3 separate regions of the Homo sapiens genome follow, and regions 2 and 3 are each linked to region 1. Evidence: chromatin contacts called from ENCODE Hi-C or POLR2A ChIA-PET data. All regions are on one chromosome and are shown on one strand. The core of a region is the stretch at or near the end of the contact, and the rest is flanking DNA. Distances in the headings are between cores, read along the strand shown. Region 1 has its middle 180 kb from the start of TPRG1-AS2. Region 2 overlaps TPRG1 (tumor protein p63 regulated 1). Region 3 overlaps TPRG1 (tumor protein p63 regulated 1).

The links. Hi-C counts contacts between places; a loop is a spot of excess contacts on that map. ChIA-PET counts read pairs that join two places held with the same protein, here RNA polymerase II (POLR2A). Pooled maps may share reads with other maps.
Region 2: a loop to region 1 is called in a map of IMR-90, with 3 times the contacts of the local background. The contact joins two enhancer-like sites. A Hi-C loop is called at or near these places in 4 of 168 maps with a recorded cell type or tissue (A673, Caco-2, IMR-90 and 1 more) and 4 of 50 pooled maps. POLR2A ChIA-PET finds 5 or more read pairs at or near these places in 5 of 52 experiments (A673, MCF 10A, PC-9 and 2 more).
Region 3: a loop to region 1 is called in a pooled map, with 2.2 times the contacts of the local background. The contact joins two enhancer-like sites. A Hi-C loop is called at or near these places in 3 of 168 maps with a recorded cell type or tissue (A673, Caco-2 and colonic mucosa) and 6 of 50 pooled maps. POLR2A ChIA-PET finds 5 or more read pairs at or near these places in 4 of 52 experiments (A673, MCF 10A, PC-9 and 1 more).

What each region holds. Positions count from the first base shown.
Region 1 is chr3:189,418,126-189,421,804 of GRCh38, forward strand. No RefSeq gene overlaps it. Among named protein-coding and RNA genes, the nearest start is that of TPRG1-AS2, 180 kb to the left of the region's middle. Within about 2 kb of position 1,691, at least 2 of the 41 ENCODE cell types and tissues checked have a DNase peak (open chromatin) inside an H3K27ac peak, as active enhancers do.
Region 2 is chr3:189,266,370-189,270,048 of GRCh38, forward strand. The region is part of intron 4 of TPRG1 (tumor protein p63 regulated 1); the gene reads left to right. Among named protein-coding and RNA genes, the nearest start is that of TPRG1-AS2, 28 kb to the left of the region's middle. Within about 2 kb of position 1,827, at least 2 of the 41 ENCODE cell types and tissues checked have a DNase peak (open chromatin) inside an H3K27ac peak, as active enhancers do.
Region 3 is chr3:189,287,081-189,290,759 of GRCh38, forward strand. The region is part of intron 4 of TPRG1 (tumor protein p63 regulated 1); the gene reads left to right. Among named protein-coding and RNA genes, the nearest start is that of TPRG1-AS2, 48 kb to the left of the region's middle. Within about 2 kb of position 1,736, at least 2 of the 41 ENCODE cell types and tissues checked have a DNase peak (open chromatin) inside an H3K27ac peak, as active enhancers do.

The DNA.
Region 1 (3,679 bases), core at 441-2,940:
ATACCACTGAACTCCAGACTGGGTGACAGAGCAAGACTCCATCTCAGGAAAAAAAGATGAGAGAAGAAATAACCACTATTAGCATTGTATGGGTGCACCATAATCTATTTGTCTCTGAGGTTATTTTGATGTTAGTGACTTCAAGGAAGAAAAAGTGGCTTCTGGGAATGTGCATATTGACACAGAAGGTATATAGAATGAAGTGCCTTTTGATTTTAAATGTAATCAGACATTCAAGAGAGCAGAACATATGGACTCTCAGAACATCAGAGCAAGGAAGGAATTTACATGTGTCTATATAAGCCCTTTATTTTGGAAATAGCCAGAAATATTGATCTCAACTCTGATAATTGTACTCCCTTGGTGTGAAACTTCAGATCATTCCTAGAGATTTGAAAGGCTAGAGTCCTCAGGTGGGCATCCACGGGCATCTCAGTATCAATCTCTGTCCAGTGTACCAGATTCAATATTCAAAGTCAATAAAAAAAATTTTACTTCCCACTAGGTGCCAAACTCTGTCACAGATTTTTTTTTAAATTTAAGCCAAATGACAATAGTGTTGTGTTTATTGCTACCACAATTACCACCTTATTTTACAAATGAGAAAACTGAGGTTGAATATTGAGTTATTTAGACTTTTTGCTAAAGTCTCAGAATAACTTGGTACAGTTCCTAGATAAGCCAAGTGCCCAGATCCCCAAGACACTACATTAAGAAGATTCTATTCTATGGAGTATCAATCACATAATACATTCTACTTTCATTGGTCCAAAAGCAAGTGACACATAGATTTTCCACCTGGCATTATTCTTCCCATTAGGCCTATTTCTTCTCTTCAGTCACTTATGGGTAGCTTTGATTTCTTCCCTTCAGCTTCTCTCCCACCTGGCATGTGGCTGCCACACACGGGGCAGGGAAGGGTCGGGGGAGGGGTGAATGGGCAGTGTGGAATGGGGCTGGAGGAAAGAAGAGTAGATAGCTGGGTGTTGTTTTTGCTCTAATATTATTGTCTAGCCAATATCCAAGATGCTGTCCCTCTCTCGTTGCTGTGTACTCTTTGCTCTTTAACTTAGAAGTGTTTATTATGATAAGCTGTGAGCAGATGGACTGAAGTGAGGAGAGAAATTTGACCCAAGAAGATGTCACTTAAACAGCTGAGGCTAGTATTTCACCAGATGTCCAAGCGGTTAACCCATTGAGAGCTTTATGAAGAGCAGTAGCAATTTTTTCATTTGCTGAACTCTTAATTACTAATTTTTCTAATTAGTTAATGGTAGCAAGTATTTGCAAATTATAAAGCATATTTTATATTTTAAAACATTTATATTTAGTATCCTCTTTGATGCATTCATCAATCCAGAGAGATAATCTGCCTCGGATGATAACTAATAATAACTTATATTATTAGTCCTAGTTTACTGATGAGTAAACTTAGGTGCAACTTGTGAAAAGTCACATGCACACACGGAGGAAGAGCTCAGACCACTAAAAGAGAAGAGAAGTTGGGACAGACTTACAGACTTCAGCAATCACCTAGTCAAATATGTATACTCAAAAAATGAGAAAACCGAGGTGGGTTCTGCTGGGCTGATTTGTTGAAGCTCCCCCAGTGAGTTGTGAGTTCATATGGGACTTGAACCCAGGTCCCCTTCTTGCAGCCCCAGGGTTTCCTCTACCAGATTTTTTGATTCCTGACTATTCAGTGTTGCAACATGCCTGCCTCACTAGCTGGCAAAGGAGCAATCCAGTGTGCTGGCTGAAGATGAAGGGGGAAAAGGGACTGCCATGTTCTATCCAGTCATCCTGTACAATTGTGTCAAGCTTCAAAAGCCCTCATGACTCTTAATAAGTAAATAGGTTACTTGAAAGATTGAAATCAAACCTTCCTAGTAATTTTGAGAATTGCTTAACATTCTGGTTTAAAGAAAAAAAAAAAGGTCATCTCTTTGATTTAATCATGCCACCAATGTTGGAGAGGATGAAGAAAAAAATTCTTATTTTAAATTCTCCTTAAAGAAAAATAGAGAATTGAGAAAGCTAGTGTAGAGTGAAGGAAAAAAATAGTGGATCAGTAGTCAAACAACCAGAGCCTGAATTTAAACTATGTGAATGTTACCTGGATTCTCTGAGTCTCAATTTCTTATGTAAAATGAGAGTAAATACCCTCTTATTTGCCTCCTGTGACTATGGGGAGAATCTATTTTTAATCACTGTGACTGCTGTATGTAAAATTAAAATTATGCTATACTAATATGAGGCAGAATTTAAAATAACACTAATGGGCATCTCTCCCTTGGTCTGGTAAGAGAGGCAGCAAAGCTTAGCAGCTTGGAGAACAGACCAGGGAGTCGTATTGCCTGGATTTGAATTCTAGTTTTATCATGTACTACTTGTGTGATCTTGAGCAAGCTACCTAAGCTCACCACTAAAATGTGGATACTAGAATATCTCTCACTGTTTTGTTATGAAGATTAAGTGAGTTAATGTCTGCAGAATTCTTAGAACAATAACTTTTGCGTAGTAAGTTCTATATAAGTGGCGGTTAAATAAATAATTTTAAAAATATAATGATTACTTCAAGGCAAATATACATCCAGGACAACAGAAATGTTCATTTAAGATTCTGTCTTAGCTGTTTTCCTATTTTGATTTCTAGCCACAGGCCTTTACTTATAGTAAGTTGGAAACATGCTCCGTGATTACATCTTGACATGATTATACATTTTTAATGATTTAAGTTTATAAATAAAGAATGTACAGTATTAGATGCAAATCTAACTTACATTTATCCAAATGACAAACATTATTTACTACTTTATGCATTAATAAAACACTCCATACTTGTGTATGGAGTCTCTCATTGATGGGCATTTGGGTTGGTCCCAGTCTTTGCTATTGTGAACAGTGCTGCAATAAACATACGTGTGCATGTGTCTTTACAGTAGAATGATTTATAAACCTTTGGATATATACCCAGTAATGGGATTGCTAGGTCAAATGGTATTTCTGGTTCTAGATCCTTGAGGAATTGCCACACTGTCTTCCACAATGGTTGAACTAATTTACACTCCCATCAACAGTGTAAAAGTGTTCCTATTTCTCCATATCCTCTCCAGCGTATGTTGTTTCCTGACTTTCTTTCTTTTTTTTTGTTTGTTTGTTTGAGACAGAGTCTTGCTCTGTCGCCCAGGCTAGAGTACAGTGGCGTGATCTCGGCTCACTGCAACCTCCACCTCCCAGGTTCAAGCAATTCTCCTGCCTCAGCCTCCTGAGTAGCTGGGATTATAGGCGCCTGCCACCACGCCCAGCTAATTTTTTTGTATTTTTAGTAGAGACAGGGTTTCACCATGATGGTCAGGCTTGTCTCGAACCCCTGACCTCGTGATCCACCCGCCTTGGCCTCCCAAAGTGCTGGGATTATAGGCATGACCCACCACGCCCAGCCTGTTTCTTGACTTTCTAATGATCACCATTTTAACTGGAGTGAGATGTTATCTCATTGTGGTTTTGATTTGCATTTCTCTAATAACTAGTATGAGCTTTTTTTCATATGTTTGTTGGCCGCATAAATGTCTTCTTTTGAGGAGTGTCTGTTCATATTCTTCACCCACTTTTTGATGGGGTTGTTTGATTTTTTTCTTGTAAATTTGTTTGAGTTCTTTGTAGATTCTGGATATTA
Region 2 (3,679 bases), core at 577-3,076, 150 kb before region 1:
GTCAGAGTGGGGCAGTCAGAACTACAGTCTGTACTGTAAGTTCAACAGAAAAGGAGTGTTCATCATTCACTCAACTCAAGGCCTGTTACTCTGTGACAAACTAACGGAGAGCTGGAGCCAGTTTTCTGGTGGGAATAGGGACATGATGAGTTGGTGTAAGAGAGCCAAAGCCTTAATAATGGGAGACAGGAGATCCGTTTTTGTGATCAAGAAAGCACATGTGAAAATGCTCATAGGAACAAGATGGTATCTCACAATTCAGGCCAAGCTGAAGGCATGTATAAGATGGGATGACTCTGCAAGTATACAAAACAGTGACCTTAAACCCCATAAATGGCTCCCTAAAACACCTATGGTTATATTTTGTATTATTATTGACCATCAGAAGCTGGTTTTAGAGCAAAGCATAACTTATAACTAAGAATATTAGGTAATTGATATTCCTTGATCTTTCTAGTTACAAAGTTGTTTCAGCTATTTCATATAGTTACCGTCATTATGCATTTTCCTTGTGTTTTTTTTTTCCCCTTTATGCTAACTTGGATATTGCTGCACCCAGATCTTGGAAAGGTTAAGTTGAGATAGTTTTAATTTGGTGATTCAACAAATGGAGGACAATGGTCTAGTTGTCTCTATAGGGAAAGAGAGATAAAATACAGTTATGTATCACACAAAGTTTTGGTCACAGACCACATATATGATGGCAGTCCCACAAAATTATATCATATTTTACTGTACCCTATGTTTAGATGTATTTAGATATACAAAAACTTACCACTGTGTTATAATTGACTTCAATATTCAGTACAGTAACATGCTGTTACATGTTTATAGCATAGGAGCAATATACTCTATACCATATAGCCTAGGTTTGTAGTAGGCTATACCATCTAGCCTTGTGTAGGGTGTCCAAAAGTAGCCTTGACAAAATAGCCTAATGACATATTTCTAAGATGTATTTCTTTTGTTAAGTGATGCATGACTTTATACATTGGCCTTGCCCTCAAATAGCTTGAGATCTAATTGGGAACTAAGAGGGTAAATATATAGAAAACTAATTTTCATATAAAGCATAATCTGACAAAGCCCAAAATAAAGATGTAAGCAACATATTGTGAGAGCATAGACAAGGCAATCGTTTTTAGTGGTGGGAACTGTTGCTAAAGAGACAACAGAATGAAGAATTTTGGTAGAGAGTTATAAAGTGGCTCATAAACTGGAGGAAGAGTATGACAAAAAGAATGATATGAAAGTGTGAAAAGTTGTTTAAGTAATCATGACTAGTCTCCTGGGTGACTGGAAAATAGAGACAGTAGTGGAAGAGAGGAGAACATGCTCATGGACAGTGTTGAATGGTAAGATAGGAGGTTTTATTTATTTTGATTGACCAACTGACATCATAAAGATTTCAGAGCATGAAGGCTTATCTTTGTGTCCTTATAGCCTATAGCACAACATTAGTATATGGCAGGCACATTGCTGTATGTGAATGGTGAGTAAATGATTAGAACAGGGAGCGGTATGTGGGATGAATTGGAGCACTGAGAAAAGTGTGATCAGGTCTTGGAGTCAGTCCTGGTAAAAGGTGTTGGATGCCTGATCTTGGTGTGGAAATGAGAGGTTACATATAAGATTCTGAATATCACCCTCTTGTGGACAATACTGATTAATGGTCTTGGAATTCAATGGAGGGAAGTCACTTGGATGGAGATAAATTCTGAAAAGAGAATTGCCTTGGAGCTTATGGACTTACCATCCTCAGCAAGGATCAAGTTACATCACATGCTGTGATGAACAGGGCAGCAGGCGAGGATTTTGTCATGTACACTCTTGACTTCGCCTTTGGGTATCTGTGCCAAGAATGCCCGGGGTTTGATTTTTGGGTGCGGTGCTGTCCACTCACTCTAATGCCCAGGGAGGCATGTTGACAAGGATGGGTGGCTGATGGGGGATTGCTGAGCTATTTCTTGGCAAATCTCCGTGGGGAGGCGTTCCCCAAATACCACAATCCTGTTATTTTTGAGTAATGGACTGAACCCAGGTGCCTGATTGGACAGGGCCACTCCCCATTTCTTCCAGATAAATATTTGGTTGCCAGGAGGTTATATTTAAATGAGAAATACCTCCTTAGGAAGTTGTTGCCTAAGAATTCCTGCAGAGGGCAGGATCCCATCCCTGCTGGGGAATGCCTGAGAAGGGCGCCAAAATTTATCCTGTACTCACTATGATACATTTAGTGTGATGGCACCCACTTTGAGGTTCTATAATAGTTTGTATCTCTGAATGACAAGAAAGCTCATCAATGCTAGAGATGTTGCATTTCTTCTAGGGAAGGGCTCCTAGTCTTTAGCGTCGTAATAGCAAGATCCTGAAACGCAGATGGAATGTATGTCAGAGATTTGGCTTTTATGAAAGGAAGGAATCAGTTCTCCAAAAAAGAGCTGAATCTTTTCTGGAACCTGAAGCACCGAGTACAGAATCTAGGAAGCTAGAGACTTTGGATCTTTCAGGCTTTAGGGTGCTCTTTGTTCTCGCTACTTGTGAACATTGAATGTTGGCTTTTCAAGCCTTGTCAATTTAGCATGTGTATTTTCTCTATGACGAGAACCCTCTTATTTCATACATTTTCCTCCAGAAAATGGGATATTAAGACTCAACAATTAAATTTCTAACTCTTTGGGCATCATCTGTCTTTAGAAATACAAGAGTTAACATCCTGAGGTTTTTTTTTTTCTTTTTTTCTTTTTAAAAAAGAACAAAACAAGAGCTAAAGCACACAGAAAAAAAAGGCACAAGGCAAAACATAAGCAGAAAAGACTATCACTAACTTTCTTGGTGAAAGTTCAATGTTTTGGGTACTCCAGTAAAAATCCATCCTAAACATACATTTTCCATAACAATGTGTGGTCTCAAGGTCGTAAACTGTGACTCTCTGTCTCCATGATTTTCTAAATCTTCTTTTAATCACCAGCCATATATTATTTTGTTTTCGTTTTTCACTTTTTGAATCCTTTTGCATTAGGAGTTGTAATAATATTTGCTGATGTGGATCACTTCATAGAGGGGAGACCTTACTTAGGTGCGCCAGTTTAAATACAAGTGAGAAGAGGCATGTTCAAGAAATTGTATTGAGTCCCGGAGCTGTGCAGGGTGTATTTCCTGAGAACTCATCTGGAGGAATGGCATGTGTGCTGGGGATACTTGGCAGAGGATTTGTTTCTTCTGATTCATTGCAGAAAAAAAAACCCTGTTAATTATGATGTGTTTAGAGCCTTCCAAGATGCTATAAATATAATTCAAGAAATAAAAGTAGGTGAGAAGAAATACAAGCTTTTGGAGCTACAAGGGATTTTTCAGCGTTTGCTTTAATCTCCCTCATTTTACAGTGGTCTTAGGGGACTGTGGTCAAGAATTCCATGGCAAAGCTGAGAGTAAGACTTAAAGATGGGTAAACAGCTAAGGAGTTTTTTCATTGACCTAAATTTACAAATTCTAGCATTTTTTGGTTTTGTTCTTTTTATGTCACCAGGAAAAAGGAACATGCTCTGTGGAAACATGGAGGAAATGGAGCATTGGTTGAGTAGATATAGAGTTTTGACTTTTCATAAACAGGCTCCCTGACGTTGGCTATCTTTTCTCTTCTCTGGATCTTCTTCTTCTTCTTCTTCTTCTTCTTCTT
Region 3 (3,679 bases), core at 486-2,985, 130 kb before region 1:
TGCCTGAAGACCCTGACATTCATCATGCTTGTCACCGCATGGTTGCAAGATAGCACTGCACCGTGTAGCCTCACTCTGCATTTCAGACAGGAAGAAAGGGAAAAGAGAGGAGGCAAAGAGCTTTCTCCCAGTGACGCTTTGCCTTTTACAATTGAAGAAAAGATCTTCCTTGGGGAATTCTACTTGTCTCATTGTCCAGACAATGTTGCACGGTCATCTCTAGGCAGAGGAATCAAGTATTTTGGCTTTATAGATTTCTATATGTGGATGGCAAAAGAAAAAAAGGTTGCACACACAGTACCTGTTTCTTTCTTTCTTTCTTTTTTTTTTTTTTTGAGACAGAGTCTTGCTCTGTTGCCCAGGCTGGAGTGCAGTGGCACGATCTCGGCTCACTGCAAGCTCCGCCTCCCAGGTTCATGCCATTCTCCTGCCTCAGCCTCCCGAGTAGCTGGGACTACAGGCGCCCACCACCACACCTGGCTAATTTTTTGTATTTTTAGTAGAGACGGGGTTTCACCCTGTTAGCCAGGATGGTCTCGATCTCCTGACCTCGTGATCTGCCCGCCTCAGCCTCCCAAAGTGCTGGGATTACAGGCGTGAGCCACCATGCCCAGCCTACTTGTTTCTTTAAAGATGCCGAGTTAATATTGCCTAGAGGAATCACTGGATTTTTCTAATGATGCTTAAATACCAGCATTTTCAATAAAAAGGCCATTCTTTCAGCAAAACTCAAATGTGTTTATTTTTTGCCTATTTTCCCCCAATTTTAAGGTGTGATTTTTAATGAAAGAACGTTTTAGGTGGGAATTTGCGAAAAGATTGAGAATTGAGTTCATAATGATGAAATGACTTTATCACCCAACTTTAAAATTGTGAGAATTTTAATTTTTAAATTAAAAAAATTTAAGTTAATAAAATTTAAATTTAAAAAATTTAAATTTTTAACACAAAGTTTATGTCTGAGACAGTGAGAGAGAAAAGAGAGAGACAGAGGAAAAAGAGAGAGGAGAGAAAATTATGTGTGTATATGGTTGTGTGTGTGTGGTTGTGTGTGTATACACAACCAAAATTTAGCTAAATAATAAAACTAGTTTTCAAAATGTTTAGATTCAGATCAATAATGTAGTTGCTTCACTTTTTAAAAAATGAATAACATTGTATGTAAAAAAAAGATGCTGCTATTTGTGATAAACTAATATAACAAAGTCTATATAAACTTTAGGATTTTTTTCTGCAACGTGTAGTGAGATTGTTGTGAGAAGTAAAAACAAAACTTCAAAGGCCAATGTACATTGCAGGAGAAGAGGAATGAATATTATAGCACATAGGATGACTAAGAAAAGCTATATATTAATACTATTCACCATCTAATTTTGGGATGATATGCTTGTTTTTTAAAGGTGCAAACCTGATCAATATCCTGATCATAAACCAGTAACTGAAGCATATTCAGCTTTGTAAATGACCTTGGGGCCTTTGCATTCTATCTCTTCTTAACTCCAGCTAACCTTTGATTCCGCTTTCCAATGTCCCCTTTTGCTTTTCTTTCCTCTTCCCACCTCAGTGGGGTCAAAGGCTTCTCACCTCTAAGCCTAACTCTGGGCAAACAGTATCATTCTGAGCTAAGTCGCAGTTTCAAAACTTTAAATAGACTTCATTATGATGCATAAGCAAATTAACCTTTGTAAGGGCAGCTTGCTGCAAGGAAGAAAGAAATTACTCAGCTGTTACTGCATCTATCGCAAACCACTGATTTGTGCCTAATAATGTGAGTTTTGAAAATAATCAGCATAAGATGGTCTTGCAAGATTCCAGCTTGTTATGAGGTAACCGAGTTTATGGGTGCCTGTATCTGTACGTGAGCCTTTCCTCCCCAAAAGCATTTATGGAAAATTTTATAATCATGTGTCACTCACCGATGTACTGTGTATTAGAGGGTAAGTCTAAGAGAGTAAAAACCTGGGCTGAAAAAAGCTGATTGGACCTTTAGCTTGTCTGATTGCTGAGTGATGGGAAACACACTGCACCTGCACTTCTTCCCCGTGGCTGTCTCCACCTGTATACCCCACAGGCATCTCAGACTCATCATCTTTCCCCTATATCTTGCTTCCTTAAAAACCTGCTTCTCTTCTGTAGGTCTTTATTTATGAGGATGGCCTCATTATCTTCCCAATTATGCAGGCTTAAAAAATCAGTCATTTTTCACTTCTTTCTCCCCCCGACCCCAAATCCAATCAGGTTGTCAAATTCAATCAAGTCAATCTTTGCCACATTTCTCAAACCTAACTCTTTCTGTTCCTACTGTCATGATCTTACTTTGGGTGTTTTTTTTTTTTTCTCTTGCTTCAATGATTTTGATGTTTTCCTGACTGTGATTCTATGTAGTGGTTAAGAGCTGAGATTCTGGAGACCTGCTGCCCCTGCTTAAGTTCAGGTTGAATCACTTGTTGACTACGTAGTCTTTGAAATGTCATTTAAATTATCTTTCTTTTGGTTTCTTCACCTGTAAAATGGGGATGATGATAGTTTTTACTCAGAAAATTGTGAGAATTAATTGAGACTACTTCTTTAACGTGCCTAATACAGCAGCACTAGGTAAATATTAAGTACTATGAGATTATTGTATCACCCTTTCAGTCTTACCAGTCTTTCAATCTATTCAACTTAAATCTATCAGATTACCTTATTAAAATACCATGCTGATCAACCTATATCTTTGCTCAGATTTTTGCCCACGATGCTCTATTATCTACTTATGCTTTATAAATGGGATTACAGAAAATCTCAGGTAACAGAGTTGTTATAGCTACTACAAGAAGCCACAGGATAAACATGCCATATCTACCTGAAGCCTAAATTTAATCAATTAAATGGTGTACATTTTCAGATATTGCTTTTATGTTAAAATCAACCAATGTAAATGAAATGCAATAGGAAACATAATTATATGGTTTTAATGATAAAACAATTGCAAATAAATTTTGTGTTTATGGCAAGTGGTCATGGCTCTATGGCAGTGGGGGTGTTCTACTGGCAAAATATGAGAAGCAGTAATGTGCAGCTTCATAGCCTGACTTATAAGAACTTTGCATTATGGTCCTAATCTACTTTTCTATTCTATCTATTTCTAGATTTCACTTATATAAATCATGACCTTGCCAAATCAGACACGTTGATTTTTCCCATATATGTCCCATCCTTCCTCTGCCAGTTAATTAACTTACATGGTTCCCTCCTTTTACCTGTTCTAAACCACTTAACACCTCCTCCCAACACTCACACACTCATGTCTACATTCATCCATGTCTTAAAGCCCACATTTCAGCGATGAATCGATAGAGTGTGATAAAGTAAAGAGAAATATGGAAGATGACTTGATGATATCTTTCGTTGAGCACATTAACATAGAAAGCTTTGTCTTAACCCCTGTTAGGAATAAATAGAACAAACAGATACGTTTTCCATCGATGAAATCAGCAATTAAGTGGCAGCTTTTATTAAGAGGCTACTGGTTTTCTTTGAAAGGAATAACATTTTATGAAGGAAAAAGTCTCTGAATGTTTCCAGGGCAGAGAAGTTTGGCCAGGTTTTACTGTGGACTATTGCAGGTGTAGAAGAAGACGTTTAGGAGAGGCCATTTTGAAAAAGCTTTGCAGATGTGTTTTGAATGATGCAGGCT